Linked DNA regions of Homo sapiens: region 2 is linked to region 1. A link is a loop called in an ENCODE intact Hi-C map of the cell type or tissue named here. Cell type or tissue: CD14-positive monocyte. All regions are shown on one strand.

The links. A loop is a pair of places that touch in the nucleus more often than their neighbours do. Peaks named below come from ENCODE experiments on the same cell type or tissue, not always from the same donor. Only the 100,000 strongest peaks of a DNase experiment are listed, where the experiment ranks them.
Region 2: it touches region 1 in a loop (5-fold over the local background); 7 of 110 quality-filtered maps call a loop at or near these places.

What each region holds. Positions count from the first base shown.
Region 1 is chr19:18,249,116-18,254,115 of GRCh38, reverse strand. It overlaps CIST1 (colon, intestine and stomach enriched 1), which reads left to right. Exons shown (of 4, transcript NM_001396036.2): 2 at 1,645-2,052; 3 at 3,644-3,804; 4 at 3,939-4,082. The coding sequence ends at 3,986. It also overlaps a transcript of PDE4C not described here. Among named protein-coding and RNA genes, the nearest start is that of CIST1, 3.7 kb to the left of the region's middle. RefSeq lists an enhancer at 4,872-5,000. In CD14-positive monocyte, CTCF peaks have their summits at 1,919 and 2,118 (motif pointing right); DNase peaks (open chromatin) are centred at 165 and 2,145; H3K27ac peaks cover 548 bases; H3K27me3 peaks cover 231 bases.
Region 2 is chr19:18,061,396-18,066,395 of GRCh38, reverse strand. IL12RB1 (interleukin 12 receptor subunit beta 1) reads left to right here. Exons shown (of 17, transcript NM_005535.3): 13 at 2,386-2,520; 14 at 4,119-4,215. Among named protein-coding and RNA genes, the nearest start is that of IL12RB1, 23 kb to the left of the region's middle. RefSeq lists an enhancer at 1,243-1,537. In CD14-positive monocyte, CTCF peaks have their summits at 2,651 and 2,850 (motif pointing left); DNase peaks (open chromatin) are centred at 1,455 and 2,825.

The DNA.
Region 1 (5,000 bases):
CTGAGTTCCATGCCTCTTCTAGACTCAGCCGTCATCCCCACAGGGCCTGGGGGGCTACATAGAGATCTGGGGAGGGTGGCATGTGGACCCAGCCCCCTCTCAGGGCCAGTGTTGTGTGTTATTTCCGCATTTCTGCTGCCTAGGGTGAGTCAAGGAGGAAGCACAAAGTTTGGCCCAGAGCAGAGTGCATGGGTGGAGCAGAGAGTTGATGAATGAACTTGTAAGTGCCTAAGAGGCCCAGTCACCTGGAACTGGGTGGGAAGTCGTTGTGGGAGGTGGCTCATGAACTGCTTACCTGCCCTCAGCCTGGTCCCTGGACTCCATGCCTGGGATGGGATGTGAGCCAGGAAGTAGCTGGACCAACACGTAGAAGGGTGGGTTCCGGAGACATGTTCCCAGCGCCTGTGTCTTTGTGTCTTCCATTAAAGTTGAGGTTAGCCTAGGGCTACCTGGAGAAAATTAGGGCTGATCCTCTCTGAGCTCATAGGTGGATCTTTATAGTTGAGTGTCACTGTGCACCCACTGTGTTTCTATTCTATTGTGTGTGTGTGTTTTTTTTTTTTTTGAGACGGAGTCTCACTCTGTTGCCTAGGCTGGAGTTCAGTGGCATGATCATGGCTTACTGCAGCCTTGAACTCCTGGACTCAAGCGATCCTCCCACCTCAGCCTCCTGAGTAGCTGGGACTAGGCATGCACCACCATGCCTGGCTAATTTTTGTTTTATTTTTTTGTAGAGACAAGGTCTCATTATGTCTCCCAGGCAGGAGTGCAGTGGCGCAATCATGGCGCACTACAGCCTTGAATTCCTGGGGTCAGGCAATCCTCCCGCCTCAGCCTCCCCAGTAGCTGGGAGCACCCAGCTTGTGTACACCCACTATGAACCTGACTGATGAACTGTCAGAGGCACCAACTCCACATGAACTCCATTTTACAGAAAAGAAAACTGAGTCCCAGAAAATTTAAAGGAGCTGCCCAGCACTGCCTGGGATGCAGTCACTTCCCATATCCAAAGGGCTTCTAGAGCTCTCAGCCAAGAGGACTGGGAACGCTGATCTGCACTTGAACCCAGGCTGTGGGACTTCAGACCAGGAGCATGAATTTGAGTGGGAGCTTCAGTTTCCCACTGAGAGCTCACATGGTGTCCTAAATCTTTCAGGTCTCCCTATGACCTGGACAAAAAAATAAATTAATTAAAAATAAAAATGAAAAGGCTGGGCATGATGGCTTATGCCTGTAATCCCAGCACTTTGGGAGGCCAAGGCAGGTGGATCATCTGAGGTCAGAAGTTCGAGACAAATCTGGCCAGCACAGTGAAACTAAAAATGCAAAAATTAGCCAGGCGTGGTAATGCACGCCTGTAATCCCAGCTACTTGGGAGGCTGAGGCAGGAGAATTGCTTGTACCCAGGAGGTGGAGGTTGCAGTGAGCTGAGATGGCACCACTGCTCTCCAGCCTGGGTGACAGAGCGAGACGCCATCTCAAAAAAAGAAAAAAAAAAAGAGAGAGAGAAAGAGAGAGAGAGAGGGTCTCGCTATGTTGCCCAGGCTGGTCTCTAATTCCTGGGTTCAAGTGATGCTCTCACCTTGACCTCTCAAAGTGCTGGAATTACAGGCGTGAGCCACCGCGCCCAGTTTTTCTTTCCAGATATTGTGACCTCAGAGAACAGTATGGAGACATCACCTGTCAGCTCTCTGATTTCTTCTCCCTTCGCCCACAGCACCCACAGTTCAGGGGAACCCCCCAAATCCTACTCCAGCACCATGAGTTTGGAGACAGACTCCATAACCCACCTCAGCCCCTCAAGTTCAGGGGCAACCCCTACCATCCAGCCGAGCCCCAGCTCCACAGATTCAAGGATGATACCCTCCTCCCCACAACCAGAGACAATCACGCACCCTAGTTCTGGCTCCCCCAGTGCAGAGCTCACCCCCTCTTCCCATTCCACCCTCCCCAGTTCCGAATCCCTGACCCCGCACTGGAGCCCCACTTCCCACAGCCCCGGAACGGAGCCCTTGACCTCCACTGACCAGACCTTGGAGCCCCCTGGCCCAGGTGAGTATTAAGAGATTTGGGTGTTTGTAGGGAGGTGGCGGGTGTAACAGGCTGCAGTTTTGGAACTGACCACCAGGGGGAGGTACAGCCCCGAGAATGCTCTAGGAAGGGCTTCTTGTCTCTGCTCCATTGTCTAAAGCTCTTCATGCTATGCGCATTTATTAAGTGCCTAGTGTATGTCACGGCTGGGCACGCAGCGATGGGCAAAGAGAGAAACTAATACTTGCTGTGGTGGGGAGACAGGTTATACATTATGTATTTGGGCCTGGGCAAAATAGCAGGACTTTGTCTCTACAAAAAAATCTAAAAATGGCGGGGCGCGGTGGCTCAAGCCTGTAATCCCAGCACTTTGGGAGGCCGAGGGCGGGGGCGGGGGCGGGGGGGGCGTGTATCACGAGGTCAAGAGTTCAAGACCAGCCTGGCCAAAATGGTGAAACCCCGTCTCTATTAAAACTACAAAAATTAGCCAGGCGTGGTGGCAGACGCCTGTAATCTCAGCAACTCGGGAGGCTGAGGCAGGAGAATCGCTTGAACCCAGGCGGCAGAGGTTGCAGTGAGCTGAGATCGTGCCACTGCACTCCAGCCTGGGTGGCAGAGTAAGACTCTGTCTCAAATAAATAAATAAATAAAATAAAAATGGCTGGGCGTGGTGGTTCACATCTGTAATCCCAGCACTTTGGGAGGCCAAGGTGGGAGGATCACCTGAGGTCAGGAGTTCAAGACCAGCCTGGCCAACATGGTGAAACCCCGTCTCTACTAAAAATACAAAAAATAGCCAGGCATGGTGGCGGGCGCCTGTAATCCGGGCTACTTGGGAGGCTGAGGCAGGAAAATAATTTGAACCCAGGAGGCGGAGGTTGGAGTGAGCCCACATTGAACCACTGCACTCCAGCCTGGGAGACAGAGCAAGACTCCATCTCGGGGGGGAAAAAAAAGACTCTATCTCAAAAATAAATAAAGTAATTGATTAAATAAAATTTAAAAATTAGGCTGGGCTCAGTGGCCCACGCCTGTAATCCCAGCACTTTGGGAGGCCGAGGCGGGTGGATCACCTGAGCCAATGAGTTCAAGACCAGCCTGGGCAACATGGTGAAACCCCATCTCTACTAAATATGTACACAAATTAGCTGGGTGTGGTGGCACACACTTGTAGTCTCAGCTACTGGGGAGGCTGAGGTAAGAGGATCACTAGATCCTTGGAGATGGAGGTCACAGTAAGCTGAGATAACGTCACTGCACTCCAGCCTGTGTGACAGAGCAAGACCCTGTCTCAAAAAAAAAAAAAAAAAATTGTCCAGGCATGGTGGTGCATGCCTGTAATCCTAGCTACTTGGGAGGCTGAGGTGGGAGGATCACTTGAGCCCAGGAGATAGAGGCTGCAGTGAGCTGTGATTGCACTACTGCACTCCAGCCTGGGTGACAGAGTGAGACCCTGTCTCTAAAATACATGATTAAAAAGTGGCAGCCTCAACTGGAGAGGGAAGAGAGGTCAGCTTCCTGAGAACAGATTTTAAAAGGCTCTGGGCCCTGGTGGGTGTCTTAGGCTTGTGGGGAATAGGACCCAGTGCTGACTCTGAGTTCCTTTCCCCAGCTCCAGGTGACACTGGGCCCCGTGAGTTACACAGGAACCCGAGTGTGGTGGTGGTCGTGTGTTTGCTGGTGTCTCTTTTGCTCATCGGGTCTGTGGTCATGGCTGTGAGATTCTGTCACCGGAATGAGTCCAAGTTTGAGAACCTGGACGAGGTGTCCATGGTAAGGTAGGGCTGGGCTGGGGGCTCAGCCCTGGGGCCAAGGCATGGTTGGGGGAGCTGCTATCCCAAGCAGGGCCAACCTGGGCTGCAGAGCCTTTTGGTGTCTGAATGCCTCCCTGTGTGTTCCTTCCTCAGGGATCCGTGAATGACAGATTGTCCTTTGCCCACCACCTCCAGGAGTGAGCCCTGAGGAGCCAACAGAGATGGGGGCATGGATGGGGCTGGGGTTCCTGGGGAGGAGCAGAACCTGAGGAAATAAAGCCCCTACCATTCATCCAAGGCCTCGTGTGAAAACACGAGTTATGGACTCGTGTGAAAACATTAACTGAGCACCTACTATGTGCTGGGCTCTGTGCTGGGGTCACAGTGGGGACCATGTCTTTACTTTCAGGGGATCCACAGACTCAAGGCAGGGACAGATAAGAATCAGGAGCTCACTTGGCTGGGTGCGGTGGTTCACACCTGTAATCCCAGCACTTTGGGAGGCCAAGGCGGGCAGATCTCCTGAGCTTAGGAGTTTGAGACCAGCCTGGCTAACATGGCGAAACTCTGTCTGTACTAAAAATACAAAAATTAGCTGAGCGTGGTGGCAGGTGCCTGTAATCCCAGCTACTCAGGAGGCTGAGGCAGAGAATCGCTTGAACCAGGGAGGCGGAGGTTGCAGTGAGCTGAGATCGCCCCATTGTACTCCAGCCTGGGCAACAGAGCAAGACTCCATCTCAAAAAAAAAAAAAATAGGGCCAGGCGTAGTGGCTTACACCTGTAATCCCAGCACTTTGGAAGGCAAAGGTGGGTGGATCATTTGAGGTCAGGAGTTCAAGACCAGCCTGGTCAACATGGTGAAACCCCATCTTTACTAAAAATACAAAAATTAGCCAGGCGTGGTGGTGTGTGCCTGTAATCCCAGCTATTAGGGAGGCTGAGGCAGGAGAATTGGTTGAGCCTGGGAGTCAGAGGTTGCGGTAAGCTGAGATTGCACCACTGCACTCTAGTCTGGGTGACAGAGTGAGACCCTGTCTCAAAACAAACAAACAAAACTGGGGGTGCCGGGCATGGTGGCTTACCACTGTAATCTCAGCACTTTGAGAAGCTGAGGTGGGTGAATTGCTTGAGCTTGGTAGTTTGAGACCAAATTGGGCAAAATGGCAAAACCCCATCTCTCTCTCTTTTTTTCTTTTTTGAGACAGTCTCCCTCTG
Region 2 (5,000 bases), 190 kb after region 1:
GTGGCTCACGCCTGTAATCCCAGCACTTTGGGAGGCCAAGGCGGGCGGATCACCTGAGGTCAGGAGTTCAAGACCAGCCTGACAAACTTGGAGAAACCCCGTCTCTCCTAAAAATACAAAATTAGCCGGGCATGGTGGCACATGCCTGTAATTCTAGCTACACGGGAGGCTGAGGCAGGAGAATCGCTTGAACCCAGGAGGCGGAGATTGCAGTGAGCCGAGATTGTACCAGTGCACTCCAGCCTGGGTGACAGAGTGAGACTCTGTCTCAGAAAAAACAAAAACGAAAACAAACAAACAAAAAACAAAAACAAGAGAATTAGACTTGAGGGTCTTTTTTTTTTTTTTTTTAATTTTATAGACAGGGACTCACTCTGTGCCCAGGCTGGAGTGCAGTGGTGCCATCATAGCTCACAGCAGCCTCAACCTCCTGGGCTCAAGCGATCCTCCCACCTCAGCCTCCCTAGTAGCTGGAAACACAGGTGCACACCACCATGCACAGTTAATATTTTATTTTTTGTAGAAATGAGGCCTTGCTATATTGCCCAGGCTGGGATTTTTTCTTTTTTTTCTTTTTGAGAGGGAGTCTGTCTCTGTCACCCAGGCTGGAGTGCAGTGGCGCCATCTCAGCTCACTGCAACCTCTGCCTCCCGGGTTCAGGCAATTCTCTTGCCTCAGCCTCCCAAGTAGCTGGGATTACAGGCACCCACCACCATGCCTGGCAAATTTTTGTATTTTTAGCAGAGACGGAGTTTCACCATGTTGACCAGGCTGGTCTCAAACTCTTGACCTCAGGTGAATCACCCGCCTTGGCCTCCCAAAGGGCTGGGATTACAGGTGTGAGCCACCGTGTCCGGCCTCGCTCAGGCTGGTTTCAAACTTCTGGCCTCAAACTATCCTCCCACCTTGGCCTCCCAAAGTGCTGGGATTAGTCATGAGCACCCAGCTGAACTTGAGGGTCTCGATCACCCCTTGCAGACCCTGGAGAAGGCTGGGTGGGCACCAGCCAAGTGCTTATGGTGTATTGGATTCATCCATGGGAAGCTGCCCCTCACATGTAGCAGCAGCTGAACTCTCATCAAGCAGGGATGACTGTCTCCATTCCACAGATGAGGAAACTAAGGCCTGGAGGGGGGATCTGATGAGGGACAGGAAAGCCCACAAAACAGGGTTTAGCCAGGAGGGTTTTTGGCTTTCCCCAGGAAAGAGTTCAAGTGCATGTCGGTGGTGTTAGACAGAAACTTTTACTGAAGTGGCCGTGTAGAGCAGCAGCAGAAGTCCTGCTCCTTGCAGAGTGGGGACGCCCCACAGGCAGGGCAGCTACGTCTCATATTTATACCCGCTTTTAATTATATGCAAATGAAGGGGCGGTTTATGCAGAAATATCTAGGATGAAGGTAGTAACTTCCGGGTTGTGGGATCATTGCCGTGGACAGGGGCGGTAATTTCCGGGTGTTGCCATGGTAATGGTAAACTGACATGGCACACTGGTGGGCGTGTCTTATGGAAAGCCCAGGACCTGCTTTAGCTAGTCCTCAGTTTGGTCCTGTGTCCAAGCCCTGCCTCCAGAGTCCAATCCTGCCTCCAACCTCAGATCCACCTGCCCAAAGATCCAACAAGTCAGCCGGACGCGGTGGCTCACGCCTGTAATCCCAGCACTTTGGGAGGCTGAGGCGGGCGGATCACTTGAGGCCAGGAGTTCAAGACCAGCCTGGCCAACATGGTGAAACCTCATGTGTATTAAAAATACAAAAAATTAGCTGGCTATGGTGGTGGGCGCCTGTAATCCCGGCTACTCAGGAGGCTGAGGCACAAGAATCGCTTGAACCTGGGAGGTGGAGGTTGCAGTGAGCTGAGATTGTGCCACTGCACTCCAGCCTGGGCAACAGAGTGAGACTCCATCTCAAAAAAAAAAAAAATCTTGAGATGAATGGGCGCATTAAGAGAAGAGATTTTAGGTTGGGCTTGGTGGCTCACACCTGTAATCCCAGCACTTTGGGAGGCCGAGGTGGGCAGATCACGAGGTCAGGAGATCGAGACCATCCTGGCTAACACAGTGAAACCCCGTCTCTACTACAAATACAAAAAATTAGCTGGGCGTGGTGGCGGGCGCCTGTAGTCTCAGCTACTCGGGAGGCTGAGGCAGGAGAATGGTGTGAACCCAGGAGGCAGAGCTTGCAGTGAGCCGAGATGGCGCCACTACACTCCAGCCTGGGCGACAGAGCAAGACTCCGTCTCAAAAAAAAAAAAAAAAAAAGAAAGAAAGAGTAGAGATTTTAGCAAAATGCCTATGAATCCCCACCCCACCCACAGGCTGTGGTAGCCCAGCCTGGCCTCTGAGGAGTAAAGAGGTCCCAGGACTCAGGGTTGCCTCTCCCACTGCAGAGCATCCCGTGCAGCCCACAGAGACCCAAGTTACCCTCAGTGGCCTGCGGGCTGGTGTAGCCTACACGGTGCAGGTGCGAGCAGACACAGCGTGGCTGAGGGGTGTCTGGAGCCAGCCCCAGCGCTTCAGCATCGGTGAGTGGAGGGGGTAGGACCCAGTTATTTACCCAGCATGCACTGCACTGCGCTTCCCACAATGATCTTAGCAGCCCTGCCCTCACTCTCACTCCCTCTATGGCTCCCTACTGCCCTCAGGAGAAAGTAGCAGCTCAAACTGCTCCCATTGCCTTCTCTCGCAGCTTCCTCTCACACTCCAGGAGCCTTGCCCATGCAGGCCCTTCCCTGCCTCCTGCCTGGAATGTTTGTTTTCCACACGGTCCAACTCCTATTCGTCCTTCAAAACTCAGCTCAAAAGTTCCCTCCTCCAGCAAGACTTCTCTGCCTCCTTCTGGCCATGCCCTTGTTTACAACTGTCCCTTCTCCCTGGTCTGACACTGCGGGGTTGGGGTAGATGTGTCAAGGTATCTGGGGGCTCTTGGGGAGGAGGAAGATGCAGGAATCTGTTCATTGAGCGACAAATAAATGAATGCAAAAATAAGGAGGACACAGGCAAAACCCGGTGTGGTGGCTCACACCTGTAATCCCAGCACTTTGGGAGGCTGAGGCTGGAGGATTGCTTGAGCCGAGGAGTTCAAGACCAGCCTGGGCAACATGGTGAGACCTCATCTCTACAAAAAATATTTTTAAAATAGTGGGGTGTGGTGGTGCACACCTGTAGTCTCAGCTGCTCAGGAGGCTGAGGTGGGAGGATGGCTTGAGACCAGGAGTTCAAGGTTGCAGTGAGCCGTGACTGCACCACTGCACTCTGGCCTGGGCGACGGAGCAAGACCCTGTCTCAAAAAAAAAAAAAAAAAAAAAAAAAAAAAAAAAAATAGAAGAAGAAGAAGGAGAAGAAAGAAGAAGAAGAGGAAGAGGAATAGAAGAAGAGGGAGGAGGAGGAGGAGGAGGAGGAAGAGAACAACACAGGCTCTGTTGTCGGGTGCATGGTTATAAGAGATTCAGAGATCAAATGATCCCTGTTCATGCCACGGTGTCCTTTCAGTTCCAAGAGAACCAACTGGAACCCAGAGAACAAAAGAGTCAGGGTTGGTGGGGGGCAGGCAGGCCTGGGTCCAGGGGCAGCCACATGTGCCCTATGTGCAGGCTCCTGGAATTACAGAGTCTTTTTTTATCTTTTTGAGACAGATTTTCCCTCTTATTGCCGAGGCTGGAATGCAATGATGCGATCTCGGCTCACTGCAACCTCCGCCTCCCGAGTTCAAGCGATTCTTCTGTCTCACCCTCCCAAGTAGCTGGGATTACCGGCGCACACCACCACGCCCAGCTAATTTTTGTGTTTTTAGTAGAGACAGGTTTCATCATATTGGTCAGGCTGGTCTCGAACTCCTGACCTCAGGTGATCAGCCCACGTTGGCCTCCCAAAGTGCTGGGATAACAGTCATGAGTCACTGTGCCCGGCCTGGAATTACAGAGTCTTGAACACTTCCTGCATGCCAGGCCTTTATTTCTTGACAGCTACCGGGCAGGTGGGTTCTGTGGTCTCCCAGTGAGAAGCCCGTGGCATGTGCACCAGGATCAGCAGCAAGTTCATGGAGAAACCAGGCCCTCCTAGCTCCTTCCCTGAGGAAGAGGCAGGAGGTAGCCCTCTGCCAACCCACGCTCTCCCACCTCAGAAGTGCAGGTTTCTGATTGGCTCATCTTCTTCGCCTCCCTGGGGAGCTTCCTGAGCATCCTTCTCGTGGGCGTCCTTGGCTACCTTGGCCTGAACAGGTAACTGACACCTCTTACCGTTACCATAGCGATGGTAATGATGCTGGGCAGGGGAGCCCTAAAGTGGAGCTTAGCCCGCAGATTGGGTCCTTGGCTTTGCCCAGGAAATAATTCAAGGGCAAGCCAGAGGTAGAAGAAAACAGCTTTATTGAAGCAGCAGTTATAGCTCCGTGACTGCCTCTGCAGAGCAGGGCTTCCCTGTAGGCGGAGAGTAGCCGCTGAGAGCGGTTTTGCAGTCAGATTTATACTTACTTTTAATTGCATGCAGATTAAGGGGGGCAGTTTATGCAAAATTTCTTTCTTTTTTTTTTCTTTTTTGAGATGGAGTCTTACTCTGTTACCCAGGCTAGAGTGCAGTGGCACGATCTTGGCTTATTGCAACCTCCCCCTCCCGGGTTCAAGCCATTCTCCTGTCTCAGCCTCCCAAGTAGCTGGGACTACAGGTGCGTGCCATCACACCCAGCTATTTATTTTGTATTTTCAGTAGAGATAGGGTTTCACCATGTTGGCCAGGCTGGTCTTGAACTCCTGACCTCAGGTGATCCTATGCAGAAATTTCTAGGGAAGGGATAGTAACTTTTGGGTCCTTGGTCATTCCCATGGAAAGGGGCGGTGACACTGGTGGGCATGTCTGATTGAAAGCTGCTTTCAAGCCGGGCACGGTGGCTCACTCCTGTAATCCCAGCACTTTGGGAGGCTGAGGCAGGCAGATCGCTTTAGGCCAGGAGTTGGACACCAGCCTGGCCAACATGGCGAAACCTCTCTCTACCAAAACTACAAAAATT